Regions from separate parts of the Homo sapiens genome. Here region 2 is linked to region 1. Evidence: read pairs that join two places in POLR2A ChIA-PET (ENCODE). Cell type or tissue: MCF 10A. All regions are shown on one strand.

Region 1 (8,000 bases):
GATCCATTAGGGTGTCTCTTAGTATTACCATGCCCTGTAATTAAGGTCATTGGGAAACTACAACAGCCCAATCCAGGCAGGACTACAAATGACCCAGACTCTTCAGGAATGAAGATTTCAGTCACTCCACAAGGAAAAAACCACAACCTACTGAGGTCCTTGATAAAGGCAAAGGGAATACAGAATGGGTAGTAGAAGAAGGTAGTCATCGATACCAGCTACAACCATGTGACCAGCTACAGAAATGAGGACTGTAATTGTCATGAGTATTTCCTCCTCCTTTTGTTAAAAACATGTTTGTGCATATATACAGTTGTACTAAGAAAATATCTTCATTGTATTTTCTTTCTCCTTTATCATATGACATGAGATTTATTGACTTCACATCAACATTTAAGTATTGCTAACTTTATGTAGTAGTATTTGGGTTGGTGTTTGGTGCATTTCCAGTTGCACAAAGGATAGCTGTATTATGTTACGTGTAATTATGACCTTATTATTGTCTTTATTTGAAGATTATGTATGATCTCAGGAGATGTGTATGGATTCATGTGGACTTGTGATGGTTAACACTGAGTGTTAACTTGATTGGATTGAAGGATACAAAGTATTGATCCTGGGTGTGTCTGTGAGGGTGTTGCCAAAGGAGATTGACATTTGAGTCAGTGGGCTGGGAAAGGCTGACCTAGCCTTAATCTGGGTGGGTACAATCTAATCAGCTGCCAGCATGGCTAGGATATAAGCAGGCAGAAAATTGTTAAAAGAGAGACTAGCCTAGTCCCCCAGTCTACATCTTTCTCCCATGCTGGATGCTTCCTGCCCTCCAACATCAAACTCCAAGTTCTTCAGTTTTGGAACTTGGACTGTCTCTCCTTGCTCCTCAGCCTGCAGATGGCCCATTGTGGGACCTTGTGATCATGTGAGTTAATACTTAATAAACTCCCCTTTATTAGTTATGTCCCTCTAGAGAACTCTGACTAATACAATGGAATACTACTTAGCCATAAAAAAGAACAAAATGATGGCATTTGCAGCAACCTGGATGGAGTTGGAGACCATTATTCTCAGTGAAGTAACTCGGGAATGGAAAACTAAATATCGTTATGTCCTCATTTGTAAGTGGGAGCTAAGCTATGGGGATGCAAAGGCATAAGAATGATATAATAGGGCCGGGCGCAGTGGCTCATGCCTATAATCCCAGCACTTTGGGAGGCCGAGGTGGGTGGATCACAAGGTCAGGAGTTCAAGACCAGCCTGGCCAAGATGGTGAAAGGGGTCTCTACTAAAATACAAAGAAAAGAATTAGCTGGCCGTGGTGGCGGGTGCCTGTAATCCCAGCTAATCAGGAGGCTGAGCCAGAGAACTGCTTGAACCCGTGAGGCAGAGGTTGCAGTGAGCCAAGATCGCACTAATGCATTCCAGCGTGGGCGACAGAGTGAGACTCCATCTCAAAAAAAAAAAAAAAAATGATGTAATGGACTTTGGGGCCTCTGGGGGAAGTGGGAGAGGAGAATCAGGGATAAAAGACTACACATTGGGTATAGTGTACATTTCTTGGGTGACAGGTGCATCAGAATCCCAGAAATCACTACTAAAGAACTTATATACATCACAATAAACCACTTGCTCCCCAAAAACTATTGAAATGAAAAAAAAAAAAAAGCCTGGTAATAATGGTTTCCCTTGGGAAGGGACAGTGGTTTTCCTTGTACTATTTAAGTTTTGTACCATGTACAAATACGTGTTCCAAAAGCAGTGTTACTTCTATTCATTTTAGGAGTTAATATGAAAGTCCTGACATTAAATCTGTTTAGGCTGGTGATCTAATATTGCTAGTTCCTTGGTGAGGGTTGTGGTACTTTCACTACCACATCCGTCTGTTTAGTAGTTCAGTGATTACACGAGGTAAGAAAATGAAATCATCTTAAACTCAGACCTGGACCTTGACCCTGTATTTGATATTTTTTGCTGCCTTAAGATAGTGTTAGCTGTTCTTGAAGGAATGCAAAATGCTGGTTCAGGTGGCTGACATATATTCATAGCCTCCATTTCTTCCTCCTCCTCATAAGCATGGTACCTATCTCCCAAAGTGCCAGAGTGACAGTGAGGACTTGTCAAGAGCCATTCATCTCTAGAAGCACTGTGAACTTTAGCCAAGCATATGGTTCAGTTATTCAGGATCTTTAAAGACATTATTGAACCAGCGGGAGTGGGCTTGTTATGTCTTAACTTTAGGGGGGAAAAGGGGGTGGGGTAGAGATTTAGGCTTTTGCATTTATAACATATACTTTTTAGGGAAAAGTGTTAATTAAGCATAATTTTATTTTCAGCATTTATAAGATAAACATGATGTAGCATCAACTGTTCATTGTCCATAGCTTGCTAAATTTTGAGTTGCCAAGACTCTTGTGAAAATTCTGTTTCCCATTGCAGTGGCATAGTGTAAGTTATTTTTTAAGGAAATAGGTTAATTTGTTTATGTGATGAACACATGTGCAGGTGAGACTTTGCCCAGATTGGAGACTTTGACTTTGAGTCACTCCACTTTATTTATATAGTATCCCAGGAAGGTTAGCCAAATATGTGTAGAAGCTGCCAGTATTAATGATTGTTAGAAGACCAGCTTAGTGCATACAGTGTTTACAGCGCACCTGGCATGCTTCTATGCTTGTATATACCTTAGTTCATTTAATCTTCCTCATACAATTGAATTATGCGATATCATTATTCTCAATTTACACTTGAGAAAACTAAGGCATACAGAGATGATTTTTCAACAGTGCTTCAGTAAGTTAACAGTTAAGTTGAAAAGACTTTTTTTTAATTAAAAGGGAATATTGAATAAGCTAAGAAAAAATGAAGGTAATTAATAACTTGAAGATTAGATGTGCAGTATTAAATAAAACACTGGAGAAAAGGATCGAACTTTTCAATGATGTTTCTAAAAATCCATGCCTAGCCTTGCCACTAAAGGAATTCCAAGATGTTTATCCCTGTGAACAGAAAAACAATCAGCACAACTCTGTGGAAAGGCAATAGGCAAAAGAGAAATCACTTTCTAACCAGCAAAAGCTTTTACAGAAGTCTTCAGATTCTGTATTTTTAAAAGTAATGAGAATTAACTTTTCAGAAGCCTGGAAATAGAACTCAACACACCTGTTTGAGAAGATAAGCGACGAGAGGCACCTTAGCTTAGCCTGCGAGGTTAAAAGTTAAGACTCCAGTCTGTATTCTCAAACCAGCTTAGTCTCTTAAAGTTGTTAAGAAGCAAATGAGATTAAAGCATATAAACAAATGCCTGGCGAGTAGAAAGAGCTCAGTGCTTGCTTGTGTAGCTATTAGTTTCTACATGCAAAGGGCTGGGGAAACAGGATTATGTGAATGAGAAAGGGTCCAGGAAACACCCTTCTGTGGTCCTCTAGGTTTTTTCTGAGAGCCTGGCAGATAGTAGGCATTTATTATAGTGACAAATCATCTTTAAGAAATCAACTTGGTAAACATTGGGGGGAAGTGCAGCCTTAAGTTGTGCATGTGCTAGTATGTTTTGAAGTTTCTGGTTTTTCTTTTCTAGGTTCTTATAGAGACTGCTAAGAAGCTAGGACTCCGGTGCCACTCAAAGGGGACAATGGTCACAATCGAGGGACCTCGTTTTAGCTCCCGGGCAGAAAGCTTCATGTTCCGCACCTGGGGGGCGGATGTTATCAACATGACCACAGTTCCAGAGGTGGTTCTTGCTAAGGAGGCTGGAATTTGTTACGCAAGTATCGCCATGGCGACAGATTATGACTGCTGGAAGGAGCACGAGGAAGCAGTAGGTGGAATTCTTTTCTAAGCACATATAGCATGGGTTTCTGGGTGCCAATAGGGTGTCTTAACTGTTTGTTTCTATTACGTTAGTTTCAGAAAGTGCCTTTCTACAAGGTTTTGAAGTTGTTAATATTTTCTGTAGTTCCATTGGAAGGTAAGAACAAAGATCAAAGGAAAGAAAGAGACACTTTTACCCAAGGATCAGTAGTGAAAATAGTACATTGTAGGCAGGTAGATGTGTTGAGAATCATACTAAGACTTGGGCCTTATTTTCAGGATAAAGGTGTATTTTGATTGCCAATTTCTGCTGCTATGCTACTGTTTTTTGTTTTCAAGAAGGAAAAAAATCTATTAACCCTTTCCTCATGAGAGGGCTGTATGTTCACATCCATCTATTTAACGTACCGTGGCTGGATACTCTGTTCAGCATAGAAATGTGACAACAAACAGAGAAGTCCTTAAGGAGCCGACATTCTGTCGGATGGAGATAGAAGTTAAGCAAACCAATATAAGAAAGCTAACGGTTATAAAGAAATAGAATGGTGAGGTACAAGGGTACACTAGGTCAACTGAATAGAGTTGACCAGACCAAATATTTGAAGTATGAGAAGCCTTCCTGTTTTAAGTGTGATGGGCAAGAAGGGCATGATTGAGTAGAGTGGAAAGGAGGGAGACTGGGGAGAAGGGAGAGAGAGGAGGGATGCAATACAGTAGGGCCAGGCCATACAGACCATGGTAAGGGTTTCAGATGGAAGGACAGTGAGGGGTTCAGGCAGGGAAGGCAGCAGGATCCAGCTGGAATTTGAGGACACTGGAACAATGAGGTCAGCTTCCAAAACAAAACAAAACAAAACTTTAAACATCTGTGTAAGTACAGGGTGGAATATAATGAATTCCAGGTACCCATCACTTAGGTTCCACAATTAGCCATGGCCAATCTTGTGTGATAGGTATGTCCCTACCTATTTCTCCCCTGCCCTCATTGTGAAGTAAATATTTTCCTAAAAGGTCTTTTTAAAATTAAGTTATAACCATGCCATCATTGTACAAAAATAATGATATTAATTTCTTAATATAATCAAATATTCAGACTATTCCTTTTTCCTTCAGTCTCATAATTTTTAACAATTTGATCAAATCAGAATCCCTTACAATCCATATGTTGTATTTTAATGATTACCTCTTGTCTCTTTTAATCTAATTTTCACCTCTTTCTCTTTTTATTCCTTGTGTTACTTGAATAAACTAGATCGTTCGTCCTGTCATTTATCTCATTTTAAGATAAAGGGACGACAAAACTGCAGTCACTTTTGAAGTAAGGAAAACATTTAGGGGTGACTTTCTGAGCACATTTAGGGTAAGTGACATCTCCAAAGAGGCCTAATATTGTACCACCGTTTTAGAGAGTTTGTTTTACTATCTAATGTGTACAGTGTTTTGGGTCATAGATGAACACAGGTTCTTTGTTTTTCATGAATTCCTTATGATGACTCTTCAGTGTAATAAACTGTTTGCTTAGTACTAGGATGCCTTTTATGTAAGAGATTCGCAAATTATTACATTAAGTCACAACATAATATCTTATTTGGCAGCTTTGGTAACCTAAGGAACAACTCAGCCTCGTAATGTCAAGAAGCTGCTTCCAATTAATAGGAAACTCCAGCCCCTGCCACACCCTGAGAGCGGTTTGCTTCCTGCCTGTGGCTTTCTGCTCAGTCTAATAACATATGTCTCCTCCTTTGTAGAACCAGCAGTGATTTCCTTTAGTAGCCAAATGAGGTTGGGGAAATAGTCAGCTGGAGCTACTTTATTGAAAAGCAGAGAAATTAAGCTCTGTAAGTGGAAAGGCTTGAAGACAGTGTTAAATGCTACAAGGAAGGCCCACAGAAAGATGGCATTATTTCAGCCAATCGTGTGTTGCAGCCTGGCATGGCAAAAAGGATTTGGAGTTCTCTAAACCCATCTTCAGATTTGAGTTGCTCCATTTGCTTGTCACATTGGGCGAGTTATTTCACTTGTTTACTCTTCTGTAGAATGAAGCCAGGGCTCTGGGTGAGGAGTGGAGGTTGTTTAGTCATTGTTTAGTCAGTTAGACCTTGAAAGATTACTGGAAGAATTAAACCAAATGAGATATGTAAAAAAGCTAGTATAATGCTGGCTTGTAAGAGGGTGGTCATCAGATGGTGGCTCTGATGGAGTGGGGGGCCTGAGAGGTGGGTAGTATCAGGGAAAAGCATTTAAACTGCACCTTGAAGAGAGGGTTTATTTTGGGAAGGTCAGTAGGAAGGACATTTTGGGTGAAGCCCAACAGCTGGAACAAAGAGAAGGGAGGTCAGTGTCTATACAGAAATAACCAGTCACAGGAAAAATATATAAGGAAATGAGTAAATACAAGGCAAATTTCTTGGATGCTTCATGTCTGCATTCAAAGACTCAGCTTAAAACATATCATTTACATGTGCCTGGCAGATACCCAGCCTGTCACTGCTTTGTGTTCCCATAGTAGTGCAAACTCCCCTCTGCTACAGTGTTCATCATTTTTTCCTATACACATCTTGGTGTTTGTGGGTGGGATCTGGACTATGCTTAAGGAAATAGAAAGATGTAATCCTTGTGTCCCTGAATGCTGGATTTCTTCGAAGCATAGGAAGGCATGTCAAGTACTCTATCTCTGATGGTAATTTTGTGTTCACTTTCTTCAACTTTTTCTTATGAAGCTATTTTAGTCATATACAGAAGTAGCTAATAGCACGAGCTTCCATGAATTCAGCATCTAGCTTCAACCATTATATTAACTTACAACCAATATGATTATTACTCCCATCAATAATTTTATCCATAAACACTTCAGGAGGTATCTAACATGAGCACATTATCATTTTCATTCTCCAATAATAATTCTTTAATATACCCAGCCAGAATTTAAATTTCTGGTTAAATGCCTTAAATTATTCTTTTGGTTGCAAGCTTTTTATGAAGGAACCAGATCATTTGTCCTGTTGAGTTTCCCACAGTCTGAATTGCTGAAATCATCTCCTTGGAGTAGTTTAATAGGCTTCTCTGTCCTCTGTATTGTCTATAAATTGGTAGCTAGATTTAGAAATTTAATCAGATTCAGGTGTCTTAAGGTAGCATTTTATTTTTTCATCAGGAAGCACATAATGAGTGGTTTATTTGGGATTTTGTTTGGTTCGGTTTGTGATGTTAGCAGCCAATCCATTAATTCACTGGGAGCCATAAAAATGGTGGTATTTTAATTCCATAATATTTTTCTTTAGTAGCTGGAATAATTTTCTAAGGAGAAACGTACCTGTTTGGTTTTCCAGTGTAGCAACAGTTTTAACATTGTAATCCCTTCGGCTGTGGACATGAAGAGAACAGCCACATCTTTCTAGACCATATTAACCCATTATACATCTGAGATATTTTCTCCGATACCATATTGAAATCTGTATTAGTCTGTTATCACATTGCTATGGAGAAATACCTAAAACTGGGTAATTTATAAAGAAAAGAGGTTTAATTGGCTTATGGTTCTACAGGCTGTACGGGACGTGATGCTGGCATCTGCTCAGCTTCTGGGGAGGCCTCAGGAAACTTCCAATCATGTTGGAAGGCAAAAGGAGCGAGGCATCTCACATGGTGGGAGCAGGAGCAAGAGAGAGTGAGAGGAGAGGTGCTGTACACTTTTAAACAATCAGATCTCACAAGAACTCACTATCAGTAAAACAGCACCTGAGGATGCTGCTAAACCATTCGTGAGAAATCCAACCCCATGATCCAACCGCCTCCCACCAGGCCCCACCTCCCACAATTCGACATGAGATTTGGTGAGGACACAAATCCAAACCATACCAGAATTCATCAGTGCTTTTCAGAGATGTCACTGAGTTTCTCTAGGACCTCCGTGCTAGGACTAAGACCATCTTGATAAATGCCGAGCTTGAACTCAGGGGTTTAAACGTAGAATAAACAGACTTCACAAGTCAGGTTTTTCTTAGTCTGTCTGGACTGTTGTAACAAAATACCATAGCATGGGTGGCTTCTGAATAACAAGTTTATTTTTCACATTTCTGTAAGTTGAGAAGTCCAAGATCAAGGGACTGGCACATTTGGTGTCTAGTGAGAGCCCACTTTCTGGTAGACAGCCATCTTCTCACTGGAACCTCACACGGTGGAAGGGGCCCTCGAAG
Region 2 (8,000 bases), 320 kb after region 1:
CTTTGCAATAATAGTCTCTTGCCCTTACCTTTTATCTCTCATTTTTTCCCAGTTCATTTAACAAGTCTATTCACCAGTTACAAAATCATAGTAATGTGGTACAGGCACAACATTCAACAGTAAGAGGAAGTCATGTTATCAGGAAGGTAAGAAACATGCCAGAGTATATATATAGAGATCTATTAGGTCAGGTGATATCTTAAATCAGTAAGAAAAAGAAAAAAATGATTGGCTTACTATTTAGAAAATAATAAACTAAGATCCCAACTGATCCCATAAGCCATACAACAAAATGAATTCCAGATGGATAAAAAGTGTAAAAGTAAAAAGTAAGTCATTAAAAAAATCCTATAAGAACATAAATATTTAGCTCATCTCAGGAGATGGCAGGATTTTTTAAGCATAAATGTAACAAAGGGAGGTTCTGCCTATAGACAAATCTATAGATATGATCACATAAAACATTTAATTCTGTATATTTATAATAAACAAAATAAAAATCAAGCGCAAATGGGAAACTATTTGGCATCAGATAAAAGATTGTTATTTTTAAAATATCAAAAGCCCTTACAAATCAAAGACAAAAAAATATAATACCAAGACTACAATTAAAACATGGGTAAAAAATATAATCAGACAATTTAATGCAGAAGACATACAAATGGCTTTTTATTAAAATATTTAAACCCATTTTGTAAAGAAAACATTAATTACAATAAGCTGTACTTTATAAAAATAGAATGGATGTTTCAAGATACATATATCTAATTTTGGTCATGGTATAGTGAAATGGACGCATATATATTGGTGGGACTATAATTTTGTGCAAACTTTCTGGAATGTATTTTTAAAATAGTTTTTAAGAACCTCAAAGAGGCCGGGAGCTGTGGCTCATGACTGTAATTCCAGCACTTTGGGAGGCAGAGGTGGGTGGATTGCTTGAGCCCAGGAGTTTGAGACCAGCCAGGGCAACATAGTGAAACCCTGTCTCTACAAAAAATACAAAAATTAGCTGGATGTAGAGGTATGTGCCTGTACTCCAGACTACGTGGAAGGCTGAGGTCAGAGGATCTGTTGAGCCTGGCGGCAGGCCGAGGCTGCAGTTAGCTGTGATGGCACCGCTGTACTCCAGCCTGGAAAAAAGAGGGAGAATCTGTCTCAAAAAAAAAAAAAAAAAAAAAATTCCACCCCCAAAAACCACAAAACCCCAAAACAAAAAAATAAAAACCTCAAAGAACTTCATGTCTTTGACTTATAATGCTCCTTCCTTAAATATACTCTATGATTTTAGTTGAAATTTCAAACAAACAACAACAAAATATAAATATATAATGTACATATATTTGTATTTTGATATTTTAAAAAAGCTTTTTATTATTGACATTTTCCATCAACATAAAAGTAGAAAGAGTATTATAATAAATCTCTATGTACTCACTACCCAGTTTTGAAAATTGTTAATATTTTTCTAGTCTTATTTTATCTATTTTATTCTCTCTCTCTACAGGATTACCTTAAAGCAAATCCAAAGCTTCTTATTATTTTATTTGTAAGCTCTCTGTATAATAAAAGCTTTAAAAAGTAACCAAAGGCTATTATTAAGTTTAAGAGAATTGAACAAGTTTAGGCTCAAATTTCTCAATTGTCTCAAGAATGTCTTTTTTACAACTGTTTTGTTCACATTAGAATCCAAACAAGGTCTACATATTGCATGTGGTATTCATATGGCCTCTTAAGTTTCTTTCAATGTATAACAGTTTCCCCTTCCCTCTTTCTCCTGTTACTTATTTGATAAATAAATTAAGTATTTTGTCCTGTAGAATGTCTCGCATTCTAGATCTAGTTGATGGCTACTTTATGGTATCATTTGTTTTTTTCCTCCTGTATCACTCTTATTTTCCATCAGCTAGTATTTAAAGTGGAAGGATTGATTAGAGTCAGGCTCATTTCTATTTTTATTTTTTGGCAAGAATACTTTATATCTGAGATTCTGTACTCCTGTTGTACGACACCAGAAGGCATGTAACTTCTGGTTACTCCACTTTTAGTGATGTTAAGATTTATTAGTAGGTTCTGGTGAGTCCTCCATTATCGAGGTCCTCACTGAAATTTTACCTAATGGTTATAACATTCATTAGTGACTGTTTCCTAGATCTATAATTTCATTAAGATTTATAAAATGGTATTTTTCTAACTCTGTTGATTATTTCACATTAATTAGATAGTAATTTTCTGTAAAGAAAATCTTTCTCTCTCCAACAATTTTTTACCCTAAAACAGTTCATGCTGAAAAAGCATGTATACACTTGTTTTTCCCCTCTATGAATCGATTTTCAGAATAATGAGTTGGTGACCTTGCAACCTCCATCTTGTTGGTTTATGATAGAGAAAACTGGTTAATAACATAAATGTCCAAAAATAGAAGATATATTGTGGTATGCCCATGCCGGAGAGCCATGTTGTAAATATTGTGCAGTCTTTAAGTTTCAAAGAATATTTAATAACACAGAAAAATATTCAGGATAAAGTGGAAGTAAAAAACCCCAGAATATGTACATAGTGTGATTCAAATGTTATCTAAAATATATGCATTGTAGAATGCTGTCTTAGCCTCAGACACTAACATGATTATCATAGGTTTGTAAGTTTTAGGGTCTTCCAACTTGAATCTTTGTTTTCTATAGGACCTTTTATAAAATACATGATTTTTGTCATTAAAAGAAAATGTAAATTTGTTTAAAAGGAAGGTCTCTGGATGGATCATCATACATGGAGAGATTCATGGGTGTTGATCTTTGCTCCCGCTTAATTTTTAATTTTTATTATAACTTTGAACCTTATCTCCTACATCTAAACCAGTCTTCATGGTGCTAACCGAGCAACTGGATGGATTGAAAACATGCTCAATTCTGTAGATTCTGAGACATCTTTTTAGTTAAACAGAACTCTTTCTGTTGACTCACATAATAAGAATATGGTCTTATTAAGTCATACTCATCTCAATTTGACCAGTTCAGAAAACAGATAACTGAATTACCTTTGTGTCTTTGTGTGTGTGTGTGTGTGTGTGTGTGTGTGTGTGTGTATTTTATCAGCTGATCCATTGATCCATATCAGATGAAGAAATGAACCACAGTCTCAAGATTCGGTCTTCCTGCTAGGGCCAGTTTGCTTGTTGCTGATGCAATGAGTGAAAGGAACTTTGCTTGTTGCTTAGTTTTATGATGAATGAAGGGAACAAACACACTGGTTTTTACTTTTATAAATTCCCAGTGATCCCCAAGAAAGTAACTGGATCCTCCAGGAAATCCCAGTGGCCTAGTTTCTATCAGTGTAAAATAAGGATCAGATGATATGACTCATAGGGCTGTTGCCAGCAGAATGTATGTAAAATTTCTGCCACGATATTTAGCAATCAAAAAGTTTGCAACAAATGCTTGTTTTCTCTTCTCTCTTCCCAAAAATAAAAGGAAGCTGTCTTTTCCATTTTTACTATATTCTAATGTTAGAGAGCCAATTCTGGCATCAGACTGCCTAGATTCAAATCCAGCTCTACTCTTGGATTTGGGCAAGTGATATAAGTAAACTCTTTGTGACTCAGCTTTTAAATCTGAAAATTGGGATACTAATAGTGCCTACTTATAGACTGTTATGCATATTAAATGAGTTAGTGAATGTATAGTATTAAAACTTTTTCCTGGCATAAAATAGGAACTATAAGAGTATAAACTATTATCTTTTTTATCTGCCTAGTGGAAAAACATTTCCAAGCTCAAGGTTCAAGGCACCCCCTCCTTGGATGATGTAGGAGATGTACTCTGACCACTTCTTGTTTTTTACTTCTCTTTTTCTGGGTCCTATATAAACCTTCTTCTTTCTGTTGATGTATTTAATTCTTATAGCCACAAATTTAGATTTTGATAAATTAGATAAATGTTTTCTCCTGCATTATTAAGTGATTAGGATTATGTGAAGTTTGTCCCCTTTTCTTGTTGTCGTTGTAGTGGTCATGTGTGTGCCTAAGTGTCTGTGGGTGCCTGCATGTGTGAGTTGAGGTCCTGAAATATGGTATTACAGTCTCCCTGATAACTTAGGTGCAGTTGCAACTTTCCAGACATTTATTTTCTGACTAATCTTTCTTTTTGGTTAATTTCTACAGATTTTTGCTTCTGTCATGTGAAATTTTACTAGTATATTGCTCAAAAGGTAAACATGGCACTGTTCCTGGTAATGGGTGGGAATGGGATGACCTAACCTCTTCCAAATGTGTTTACAATAGAAGGATTATTAGATGAGTTTAGGAGAGGCTGCTGGATGGCTCAGAGATAGGGACAATCCACATGGATTCAAGGAAAATAATGCTTAGTTAGTATATGAGGAGCATGAGGTCCTAATGGAAGCATTACTTTCCAAATATAGGGACTGTATCAGAAAACGTTTCCTGCTCACAGTGAAATAAATAAATAGATCAAAAGTGGATATAATATACCCTCTAGGGCAGTAAGTTAAAATGATACCATAAAGTAAATTTTCAAAATGTGCTGCTGATGAGACCAAGATGGCCATCCTAATTAGTCATAGGCACCAAGGTGTTTCTCAAGTTCCCCCAAAGTGATCAGGGTGTGTGCCTTAGAAAAACAGAACAGTCATAGTTTAACACTCATATGATAATGTCATGTGGTTGAAACAGATCCAGTTATAGAAATGGAGTCTGGAAAAGTGAATGCCGATAAATAAAGCCTTTTCATCAGGCAGCCAGAAGTTCTCAGAATTCAAGGTAATTTGATTCTGAGGACAGGCCCCAGTTGACTGCATAGAAATAACTATCTAGGAAAAGGACAATTCATTCAGATACTCTACTCTATGGAAACGATTGATTAAGAGCATGCATGTCCAGCTGTTTTAATTCTGTGCTCACAAGGGCACAGACTGAGGTGCTGTTTGTTCTACTGATTGTTCATACCCAGCAGGAGAAAGTCATTTGTGCAAATGTCTGTTGATAGTGGTACTGTTAGTTGAACTTTCTATCTGGGGCAGATCACACAGGGCCTAGTTAGGCCACAGTAGCGATTTGGAGGGTTGGGAAGCCATTTGTGTATTTCAAAGGAGGAAGTGAGAGAAAAATGTGGTGCTATTTATAGATGTATAAAATGTGAAATTGGAAACATCATCTGCTTGAACTATTTTAAATTTAAAAAAGAGTCATTTGTTTTTCATTCACCAAAACTTTGGAAACCCTAAAATAGTGTGTGAATATACATGAATTGGCTTATGTGATTGAAGCCTGGAAATTCAGATAACAGTTGATATTGTAGTATTGAGCCTGAATTCCACAGGGCAAGAGGCTGGAGACTCAGCCAGGGTTTTTGTGTTGCAATCTTAAGGTGAATTTCTCCCTGTTCAGGAAACCTCAGTCTGTGCTGTTACAGCCTCCCACTGATTGGATGAGGCCCACCCACATTATGGAAGGCAACCTGCTTTACTCAAAGTCTACTAATTAAATGTTAATTGTATCTAAAAAATAGCATCACAGCAACATCTAGCCTGGTGTTTGACAAAACACTTGGCACCGTCAACTAGCCAGATTGACACAGAAAATTAACCATTCCAGATAATAAAGAATTTATGATATCACCCTCAGTTTAGAGGTGACTTTGTTAGCCAGGAAAGGCAATTGACTGTTTTTGTTTTAGGCCTGCAATCAGTAAGAGAGAGGACCGCTCTTCTTATCAGCTTCACACTTGGAAGGGGAGGCATAAGATAGCTAGAGCACTTTATAGCCCCTTGGAAGTCTAAGGTGATAAGCATGATTATTTGAACACAACCCTTTTTGTCCTATTATCACGCAACCTTTTTATTGTGTGATAAGTCAGTGATAAGGGCTGATGTCCCCTAACTTCATTATTGACATTAAAGAAACTTACTAATTGATGTTTTTATTAATTTGCTAATTAAAAAATGAATGCCTTCATTGCTAGTGAACAATCTTTTCTTCTTAGAAGGCAATATTTACAAAACCCATATGACCATGTTTAAAGAAGATGAAAAAGAATATTGGAATGAATTTTGGAAGGTCGTTAACAATTTTGTTTGAGGACAGAAAAGGGAGCGTTTCCTTCTTACTTTCTAGTTTTAGAAGTCTTTCCCTGTACATTGTGGAGTCATGGTGATAAATATACCATGGTTGGTGATAAATATACCATGGTTGGTGATAAATATACCAAACAACAGAGAAACCTAATATATATACAGCCCCAAGCTTATTAAATATCACCTAAGATTGACAAGAAAAAAACTAGTTTCTTAGAAAAAAATGGTATTTATTTACTTATTACTTTTTTTTTTCTTTTAAAGAGACAAGATCTTGTTCTATTGTCTGGGCTGGAGTATAGTGAAATGATCATAGCTCACTGTAGCCTCCAACTCCTTGGCTCAAATGATCCTCTCACCTCACCCTCCTGAGTTGCTGGGACTACAGCTGTGTGCCATCATATCCAGCTATATTTTTTATTTTTTGTAAAGGTGGAGTCTCACTATGTTGCCCAGGCTGGGCTTGAACTCCTGGGCTCAAGCGATCCTCCCACCTCAGCCTTCCAAGTAGCTGGGACTACAAGTGTTTGCCACCATGCCCAGCTAAATTTTAAAATTTGTTTGGAGGTGGGGTCTTGTTATGTTGCCCCAGCTGGCTCATTATTTAATTATAAGACAGTTAAAGGTCACTTTGTGATGCATTATTTGAAACAAAAATAATCATAACGATTTCTAATGATTTTCCATAAATTTTAATTTAAACTCTGACTCAAATTCATTCAGATCAAGTTTCAATAAAATAAATAGCATCAAGAGCAAATGGTGTATTATCAATTGATAGTGTCCAGTGCTAATAAACATGAGTTTGAGTCTGACATGAGCCATTTGGTTTCAAGGCCTATGCTTTAGGTTACATTCCAAGGTTTTAGCCTATGTTTCCACCCCTCTGAAATATATCCTTAGCCACTAAGGGAACGTAGCAAGAGGTTATGGGTAAATGAATATGTGCAAATGCTCCTGTGAGAAAACAACTCAGACTTACAGGCAGTTGAGATGTAGTGGTGGGTAAATTATGTCATTGCTATGTCATGGATGAATATGAAGAGGTAGCATCATCCTTTCTGTCATTAAAAAAATGACATTTTAACTTTCTTTTGAAATCAGCTAGCAAGTAATGCATTTATGTTGTGTGTATCAAAGTATACAATAAATGTTGCTACTATTGTTTATTAGATGTTTAAAATCATTTTTCTCTCTCATCTATATTACTTACAAATTGTTGAGACTGAAAACTGAACTTCTAACTAATTCTATTCATTATCTCATCTTGAACATTACTCATCCATATGCAGGATTTGTGTAAATGAATGTTTTTTCTTTGTTTATGGGACCTAACTTAAATAATGGTTCCATTGTGACACTCTTGTGCAGTGAAATGGAAGTTTCTGTGGGTCTAAGATTTGCTGAGGGCCTCCCATAGGCCAGGCACTGATGTAGAAATATTTAGGTCAGGCACGGTGGCTGATGCCTGTAATCCCAGCACTTTGGGAGGCCGAGGCAGGTGGATCACTGAGGTCAGGAATTAGAGACCAGCCTGGTCAACATGGTGAAACCCTGTCTCTACTAAAAATATAAGAAAGTAGCTGGGCGTGGTGGCACATGCCTGTAATCCCAGCCACTCGGGAGGCTGAAGCAGGAGAACCGTTTGAACCCGGGAGGCAGAGGTTGCAGTGAGCCGAGATCACGCCACTGCACTCCAGCCTGGGCGACAAAGTGAGACTTCATCTCAAAAATAAAAAATAATAAAAAAAGAAATATTTAAAGCAGTCCTCTGCCCTCTAGGAGTTTACAGTCTCATGGGGGACCCAGGAAAAGGAACACTTGTAGTATATTTTAAACAATGATATAAAAGGGTTTTGCACAGAATTATGCTTCCTCTTCTAGCTTTTCTTGCACCACCCACAAATGCT

What was found. ChIA-PET counts read pairs that join two places held together with the same protein. Peaks named below come from ENCODE experiments on the same cell type or tissue, not always from the same donor. Only the 100,000 strongest peaks of a DNase experiment are listed, where the experiment ranks them.
Region 2: POLR2A ChIA-PET joins it to region 1 with 7 read pairs; 3 of 35 experiments call an interaction of 5 or more read pairs at or near these places.

The regions. Positions count from the first base shown.
Region 1 is chr9:21,851,060-21,859,059 of GRCh38, forward strand. It overlaps MTAP (methylthioadenosine phosphorylase), which reads left to right. Exons shown (of 8, transcript NM_002451.4): 6 at 3,572-3,811. Among named protein-coding and RNA genes, the nearest start is that of MTAP, 52 kb to the left of the region's middle. In MCF 10A, no CTCF peak of the experiment used is centred here; a DNase peak (open chromatin) is centred at 3,762.
Region 2 is chr9:22,166,123-22,174,122 of GRCh38, forward strand. No RefSeq gene overlaps it. Among named protein-coding and RNA genes, the nearest start is that of CDKN2B, 160 kb to the left of the region's middle. In MCF 10A, no CTCF peak of the experiment used is centred here; DNase peaks (open chromatin) are centred at 3,329 and 4,229.